Regions from separate parts of the Homo sapiens genome. Here regions 1 and 3 are each linked to region 2. A link is a contact called in ENCODE Hi-C or POLR2A ChIA-PET data. All regions are on one chromosome and are shown on one strand. Each heading gives the region's core, a stretch centred on a gene start or an enhancer-like site at or near the end of the contact. The rest is flanking DNA. Distances are from core to core; before and after follow the strand shown.

What was found. Hi-C counts contacts between places; a loop is a spot of excess contacts on that map. ChIA-PET counts read pairs that join two places held with the same protein, here RNA polymerase II (POLR2A). Pooled maps may share reads with other maps.
Region 1: a loop to region 2 is called in a pooled map, with 2.2 times the contacts of the local background. The contact joins the enhancer-like site here to the promoter of P4HA1 in region 2. A Hi-C loop is called at or near these places in 1 of 50 pooled maps. POLR2A ChIA-PET finds 5 or more read pairs at or near these places in 2 of 52 experiments (K562 and MCF 10A).
Region 3: a pooled map shows a loop between it and region 2 (3-fold over the local background). The contact joins the promoter of SPOCK2 here to the promoter of P4HA1 in region 2. A Hi-C loop is called at or near these places in 4 of 50 pooled maps. POLR2A ChIA-PET finds 5 or more read pairs at or near these places in 7 of 52 experiments (CD4-positive, alpha-beta memory T cell, PC-9, Panc1 and 4 more).

The regions. Positions count from the first base shown.
Region 1 is chr10:71,985,616-71,988,315 of GRCh38, reverse strand. All of the region lies in intron 1 of CHST3 (carbohydrate sulfotransferase 3), which reads right to left. Among named protein-coding and RNA genes, the nearest start is that of CHST3, 23 kb to the right of the region's middle. Within about 2 kb of position 1,340, at least 21 of the 41 ENCODE cell types and tissues checked have a DNase peak (open chromatin) inside an H3K27ac peak, as active enhancers do.
Region 2 is chr10:73,095,466-73,098,165 of GRCh38, reverse strand. It overlaps P4HA1 (prolyl 4-hydroxylase subunit alpha 1), which reads left to right and starts at 1,300. Exons shown (of 15, transcript NM_001017962.3): 1 at 1,300-1,400. RefSeq lists enhancers at 850-919, 1,164-1,919 and a silencer at 950-1,279.
Region 3 is chr10:72,087,295-72,089,994 of GRCh38, reverse strand. SPOCK2 (SPARC (osteonectin), cwcv and kazal like domains proteoglycan 2) reads left to right here and starts at 1,444. Exons shown (of 11, transcript NM_001244950.2): 1 at 1,444-1,855. The coding sequence starts at 1,667.

The DNA.
Region 1 (2,700 bases), core at 91-2,590, 1.1 Mb after region 2:
GAAGGGCTGGCACATGTGCCATGTACTTATTACCCCTACTTTAGGAGGAGGTGGCTAAGGAAGCCTAGGAATCTTCTGGGCCCTGGAGTCCTTTTTCTTCCCTCATCCCTCATGTGCCCTATTTTTTCCCATTTTGGTCATGCTCATTATTACAAAACGCTGTGCTCATTTGTGGGGTTTGGAGCTTTTGTCAGTTTTATCAATCATCAACCTTTTGACCAGAAATGTGTGCATGTACGTATACATGCAATGGGTGCATCATACGTGCACATGCTCGGGAGAAGCCCATGGAAGCTGTGAGGGGACCATGGGCTAGCCTTCAATGGCTACACAATGGCCACAGCTTCCCATTTTGTTCTGCACCTCTGGAAAGACGGCTCCATTACAGGATTTCTGAGATAACCGGGTAGAGAAAAACTCTCCATGCATAAGTCTAGGATCCCTAATTCTTGCTCTATCCTCCTTCCTGACCTTCTAAGGAGGCTTTCTGATCCTGGAGAATGATCAAGTAAGGGACAGGACAGAGAGGAGAATTTCTTCTGCTCCCTGTTTTCTTCCAACCCTACTTCTATTTCCTCTGTCTTTTTTTTTTTTTTTTTTTGAGACAGTCTCACTCTTGTTACCCAGGGTGGAGTGCAGTGGCACAATCTTGGCTCAACGCAACCTCCGCCTCCCGGGTTCAAGCCATTCTCCTGCCTCAGCCTCCCGAGTAGTTGGGATTACAGTTAGGCACCACCACGCCCAGCTAATTTTTTTGTATTTTTAGTACAGACAGGGTTTCACCATGCGGACCAGGCTGGTCTTGAACTCCTGACCTCAAGTGATCTGCCCGCCTCAGCCTCCCAAAGTGCTGGGATTACAGATGTGAGTCACTGCGTCGGTCTCCTCTGTTTCTATACAGTGGCAACAGAATTTGAATCCTCTGGAGCTTCCTCAAACTCCCACTTAATGGTCCCATTGACAGCAGGAAGGGGTTTTATTCCTGTGATGAAAGGAGGAACTCCAGCCTCTTTTCTTCTTATTCTTTTTTTTTTTCCTGCTCCCGCCCTGACTTCAACCTCTTGTGTTCTGTCCAACATCTCTGCACTAGATCTGTAGGAGAAGCAGCGGTTAGGGAGAGAGGGGCCACAGGGGTCTTGGGCAGCAGGAGGCTTGGTCCGCATGTGTCTGCTGCTATCCTCTGACTGATCTATGGCCACAGAGGAGCCCATCTACACTCGGTCTGCCAGTGGAAACAGAGGTCAATTGTCTAACTGCTCTGAGCGTTGGACAGATGGCCCTGAACTCGGACAGACTTGGAGTGGGTCCCAGCTCTCCCACTTACTCTCTGCTGACGTTGGGTGAGGAATTTAACTTCTCTGAGCTTAGGCTGGCCCCACAGGGTTGTTGTGAGCATCAAGGAAGCTGTGTGAGCTCCGAAAATTGGGAAGATTGCACACAGGCTGGGCATTATTGCTGGTCTGAACAAATGTCAGCCAGAGCCCGTCTATGCCAATGGCACTGTTGGTTGGTATTTCTTGGGTACATCTCTCCCCATGCTGGGCTGCAGGGGAGGGACACTGGCTGATCCACTTCGGGTTTATCTTATAGAACCAGCCCCAGGCGATCTCTGCCTGCTGCAACTATTCCTATCGGTCAAGGGCCCACCTTTCCAGCATTACTTACAGGGACACTCACCTAACATGTCAGGCCTCGGGCCTGGGCACACCTGGACATGGCCATGGCCAAACGGTTTCTCAGCTAAGAGGGCAAGTCAATTTCCACCCCGGGCCAAAGCTGACAGATGGGAAGGGGCTGCCTGGAGCGCCGTATTTGAAAATACGAGTGCTGCGATTGCTCTGTGACATCTATCATGGGTGGAGGATGGCACAGCTATTGTGAATCTGCTGCGGCTGTTTTAGAGGACTGGTTTTCAACTCTGACAGCATAAGAATCATCCAGAGAAGTTTACAAATCACTGAGGCCTGGGTGCCACCTCCAGATTCAGATTGCATTGGTGTGGCCTGGGCATCAAGATTACTTAAAGCTCCTTAGGTGATTCTAACCTAGAATCAGCAAAGATGGAGAGCCACTACTTTTAGAGCACCCAACTTCACTACCCTGGCGCTCTTACAGACAGCGGGAGCTGCTGCCTGCACACACACTAGCTATCAGCAAGGCCAGAGTGGCAGCGGCCTGCTGAATCTCTTGCTAACCAGGGAGGGATGCCAGGAGAACAGGTCTGTGTCCCTTGTTTTACCTACTTAGTAAAAAAAAACAACACTGATACACATACAATAACTTGGATGAATTTCCAGGGAACTGTGCTGAGTGAAAACAGCCAATCACAAAAGGTTACACACTGCATAATTCCATTTATAGAACATTCCTGAAATGACAAAACTGTAAGAATGGAGAACAGACTAGTATTGCCAAGGGTCAAGGAAGGGGTGGGGGCAGGAGGGAAGTGAGTGTAGTTATAAAAGGGCACCACAGGGGATTCTGTATGAAGTCAACATTCTGATTGTGACATTAGGCTAGGCTTTCACAGAATGTTACCATAGGGGGAAGTGGGTAACAGATTCATGAGACCTCTCTGTACAATTTATTAAAATTGCGTGTGAATCTACTGTTATGTCAAAATGAAACTGTGTAATGAAAAGGAAAAAAAAGAAAAGAAAACTAGCTCCCACAACAGGAGGCAGGGTTTCAAGAGATCTT
Region 2 (2,700 bases), core at 51-2,550:
TATCTGTGTCTGCGTTCCATCTGTATCACAGGCATGTAGTCTCTGGAAGACCTCACTGTATTGTTATTAGAGTGAAAAAGGCAGTAAGTCTTAGTATGAAAATAAAGTCTTAGTATGAAAATAATTTTGACCTTATGGATTCCCTGACTACGCTTTCAGAACCATTGATTTAGACATCATTATATCTACTTTTTAGTTGCCTAGTGCTCCCAGAGTACCCTCTCTCTCTTTCTGTAGCTATATAATCACTCACCTCCTGCGTAAGTCAAATGTTAATTATTGCTATACTTTTTAGCATACATGGAAAACTTTAGAAACCACAATTCTTAATGAATAACAAGTCTTAGCAACTCATTTTTCTCTTTAACTGACAAGGAAAAAATTATCTTCTTCATTGTATTCTCCCTCATAGTACAGGGAGATATAAAGAAACCCTTGGTTTGGGGTTACTTTATAACTAAGGCAAATGTTAGACTAAGATCAAACGCAACATTGGGTGCCTTATATAAATTAATGTTACTGGAGAATCTAATATTTACTAAGTCATTTCTGTGTGTGAGGCATGTGTTAAGTGCTTTACATACATTATCTCATTTTATTCTCACAAGAATCTTACAAGATGGGTAGTACCGTCATTTCTATTTTACAGATGAGTAAACGGATACGGAGAGGTTGTTAATGCCTAGTGTTACACACAGGATTGAGGCAGGATTTGAATTGAGATAACCTGACCCTGGAGCTCTTAGTCTATTATCTACTGATAAGGTATAAAGGTAGGAGATAGAGCACGATTAGTATAAAATGAGTGCTGAGATGTGAGAGGAACAAGACAGCTGAGATACCAAGACTGAATCTCTATTATTTTCCACCCTAGAAAAATTCTGCTTTATTTTCTACACTCCCACGTTCCTCTTCTCATTTTTAAGATACTTTATTGCCGGCGGCCTCGTCGCTTAGGCCTGACGCGGACCCTGAAATCAAGGAGGCAAACTGAACAGGAGCGGGGGAAACCCCGTGGTAACCACGGTAACGGTGGCGGGGCGAGAACCCTGCGCAGGCGCGTTACATCCCACTCCCGCTTACCCACACCACGGCGGCCGGTCCCAGCCACTCCTCTCGGCCTCAGACTCCACGGGCCGGCCACGGGTGGGGGCAGCAGGGAGGCACGGGCTTGGCGCCTGCGCAGTCGCCGGGGCGCTGGTGTGATCGAGCTCACGTAGCGAGGGCTGCAGTCGCCTCCTCCCTGGCGCTGCCATCGCGGCCTAGAGGTTATAAAAGGGCTAACGGGCTCCCTCTGCTGCCCAGTCGCGCCGCCAGCGGGCTGAGGGTAGGAAGTAGCCGCTCCGAGTGGAGGCGACTGGGGGCTGAAGAGCGCGCCGCCCTCTCGTCCCACTTTCCAGGTGAGACGCTCCCTCGATCCCGGAGACTGAGGCCACTGGGCAGCCGTGGACCTTCTCGGACGGCTGCGGCGATCCATTCCTTCCCGCTGTGGTGGTACTTCTGGGGCGGGGGTTCCCCAGGTTACCACAGCAGCCTCGGTTCCTTCCCCTCGGGAGACTCGGCCCCTCTCCCTGCGCCACGCGACTCCCGGCGCCCGCGCTCCTTCGTGCCCCCCTTCCCACCTCTGTCCCTAGTGCGCCTCGGACCGCTGGGGCTGCTGCAGCCTCAGTCCCCGCCCTAGGGACCAGGACTTTCTTGAATTTTCCTTCCCGGGGAGGAATCACTCTGTTGCTTTTTTTTTTTTCCAAGTTCCCCTGCACCTGGTCCTCCCTAACGAGGCTAAGGGGAACGCAAGCGCGGGGCGTGGGCTTTTGGCCGCCACAGCCGCAGATGGTTCGCATGTGGCGGTGGAGAGCGGATTTTAAGGCTTGGAGCTGGATCCGCAGCGCGCCAGGCATTTTTGCCCTATCGAAAGTCGCCGGGAGCTGGGGGGACCTCCCCAGAAAGTTCCGGCTGAACTCATCTGTTGCGCGCAGCGGTGCAGCATTAGCTGCCAGACGTAGCCCGGGGCGCCGAGCTTTCTGCTCGTAGCGCCGAGGAAGTAGGCTCTCAGGTCACCTCGTCGTCAGGGAAGCTTCCTTCCCTCTTCTTCCCCATAACTTTTTTTAAAAAGAGACAAGAGCTCTTCTCTCAATCTCTGTCTCTCTGTCTCTCTCTGCCGAGAATTTGCAGCTTTTAAAAGTCCACATCAGTCCAACAAATTCCATGGTTGTGTGAGGATTTTGAGTTGGATTACATGGCTGGCCCCCGGATGTATGTTTCAATGGGGAGGAAGGATGGTATGATAACTGTGAGACTCTTTCTCCTAAATAATCGACTCTGTTACATACAAATTCAATGTTTAGACACTAACATCTTACGCGTTCCGGATAGAGTGAAGACTCTTGGAATTTTGCACTGTTTTCTTTAAGAAAGGGTTGAAGAAGCAGCTAGATCCTCTTTTAGGAATTGATCTAAAAGGCCAAAGAGACTTGCCAATTTCCACTTAACTGTTTCTGGTTTCTCCGAGAGCAGTGGTTCTCGGACTTTCGCTTGGAATGCACTCGGAGGGGATGAAATAGCCACTACGTGAAGGGGGGAGGGGCAAAGACGTGGCAGCAGCGTTCTTTCATCAATTTTTTACTCTTTTTTTTTTTTTTTTTTAAAGTTCTGGTTAGAAACGTATTTCCCCTTTTAGGTTTAGACGTAGCTTATGAATGA
Region 3 (2,700 bases), core at 195-2,694, 1.0 Mb after region 2:
GTTTTAATGATGGTATTACCATTAGTTTTAGATAGAAAATAGGTAATTGCTCAAGAATCCAGCCAGTAAGTGGGATTCTGTCCTCTAGTCTCCACGACAGCAAGCCGTGCTCTCTCACTGTACAGCGCCAGGACACACCCAGGAAGAATGCTTTATTACTGTGAGATGAAGACGTCAATGGCCAGGGCCTCACTGCAGCACCACCACTAAATCCAACAGCAAAGGAAACAAGAAAACATGGAAAGGGAGCTATTGTTTTCTGTTTTCCCAACGAGACTCCGGCCTGAGCCACTGAGGCATTCAGAGTTCCCAGATAGGCCAGATTCAGGGTGACAAGGAACCTTGTAAGCTATGTTTTTTCCTACTGATTAAGATTATGTTTTTTAAAGCATTTTAAATTTTTATTTTATTTTTAGATCACAGCAGCTAAGTCTTTTTATAAAAACACAATCTAGGGCTTGGGTCCCAAAAGTTCACTAGGTTTTGTCCCATCAGATGATGTTTCCTCTTTAATGTATTTGTAATGTAAACCTGTCCCCATTTCTGCTGTGCTCTTGGGACTGTGGCCAGCCTCCAGCCTTCCCCGCTGGTATGTCAACATTTAAATCTACAGCCAATAAGGAGGGTCGCAGTTTCAACAAAACCCGAAACACCTCAAACAAAACCAGCACCCCACCCCAGCCCCCCACTCCCCGGCTTCCCCAGTGGCTTATTCAAACTAACTTGAAGTCAAAAAACCATAAGCAAATATGCCTTTTCCAAATTTGCAGCCTCCAAGGCAGATGAAATGGTCAGACATTTGCCTTTTAGGGTTGTCCTGGGAAGAGCTGACAAAACGGGTGACAGCCCCTAAACAGCTGCCTGGGGAGGAGGACATCTGCCTCTGTTTCACCAGCCACTCAGTGCTCAGGCCTTGCCTTGCGCAACGCGGTGCCGCTGGGGAGCAATGGTTCTGAGCAGCCAGTTGTTATACGGCTTTTGTCTTAACGAAGCCACCCATTACGGTAGAGCCATAACTCGCAGGAAGCCAGCTGTCAGGGCTGTGGCGCAGGCCCCTCTGGGTGGGAGGCAAGGGGAGAAAAACAGTGTCTGGCCAAATTCCCTTTCCGACACCTGAGCCTGGCTGGCTTTGTAACCGGAGAGTTTTGTGCCCTCTCCCCCATCCCATCTTCCCCGGGGAGATCCTGGGGCCCTTCTTGCTCTCCATCCTTTGAGGGAGCTCAGGGACATTTCGGGATTCTGGATTTCTTGGTCTGCAACTCCCTGTGTGCCAGGCGGGGCTGGGCCCCGCTGCGGCTGGCTGGCGTTTGGCGCTCTCATCGAGGGAGCGCTTCGCTTTGAAATCTACCCACTCCTTTTTTTTTTTTTTTTTTAAACCAGGTATGATGATGTCAAACGTGATGCTGATGCTACAGTTACAGCCCCTGCTGGCGCAGCCTCTCTGATTCTCTCTCCCTCTCCGCGTCCAGTGCTGGGCTTTTTCAGACAAGTGCATCTCCTAACCAGGTCACATTTCAGCCGCGACCCACTCTCCGCCAGTCACCGGAGGCAGACCGCGGGAGGAGAGCTGAGGACAGCCGCGTGCGCTTCGCCAGCAGCGGGGTGGGAGGAAGGACATTAAAATACTGCAGAAGTCAAGACCCCCCCAGGTCGAACCCAGACCACGATGCGCGCCCCGGGCTGCGGGCGGCTGGTGCTGCCGCTGCTGCTCCTGGCCGCGGCAGCCCTGGCCGAAGGCGACGCCAAGGGGCTCAAGGAGGGCGAGACCCCCGGCAATTTCATGGAGGACGAGCAATGGCTGTCGTCCATCTCGCAGTACAGCGGCAAGATCAAGCACTGGAACCGCTTCCGAGACGTGAGTCCGCAGGGCTGCCAAGGCAGAGACCCGGGGTTGCGGGTTCGGGGATTGAGCTCCGGGGTCTGCGGGAGCGGCCGCCGCACGTCGCAGCCCGAGGCTCCGCAGCCTGGCCGGCTAATTACACGGAAAGTAAACAGTACTGGGGGTCACAGCCCAGCGCCCCTCCCCTGTCCCTGCGGCCCGGGCCGGCGGCCCTGGGACCCCCCAGCCCCGGGACCCCCAGCTCCACACCTGCCCGACGCTCCGGGGTCGCGCGCTCCGGGGTCTCCCCTGCGGGCCGGGAGTGGGAAGGGGTGCGGGGCCGGGGGGACCCGGACCCCGGCTGCCGCTGGACCCCGACCCGGTCCCCAGCTGCGTTGTGCGAGCCGCCCCCGGGCCTGCCCCAGCCGCTGGGATGCTGCAGGCTGCACATACGGGGCACTGCAGCACCGGCAGGTCTGGGTGGGGCCGGCAGTGAGGGTGGCATCGGCTCGCGCGGTGCCCTCTGTTCCCACCGTGGGCTTTGCGGGAGGGGGACAGCATGGGACGGGAGTGTGACCGGGGCTCTGGGTCTGGGGTCCCAGCAGCCTTCTAGGCGAGATGGTGGAAGGCGTGTCCGTACGGGGGTGGGCTGGGGTCCCCGTGCAGAAGGGCGCGCGAGGACCCAGGCTGGTTTTCCCGGACCAACATTTCAGGGGGGAATCCAGCCTGGAGCGAGGGGAGCAGCTCGGAGCCAGAGGAAGGCTCCCGGCCCGGTGGGCTTGAGAAGCCGGGGAGAGTCCAGAAGCTGGGTTTGGGGGCCCCCGGCGGGCGCCGCCCGAACCCCGGCGTAACCTTGGGCCGAACTCCGCGGGGTGGGGGCG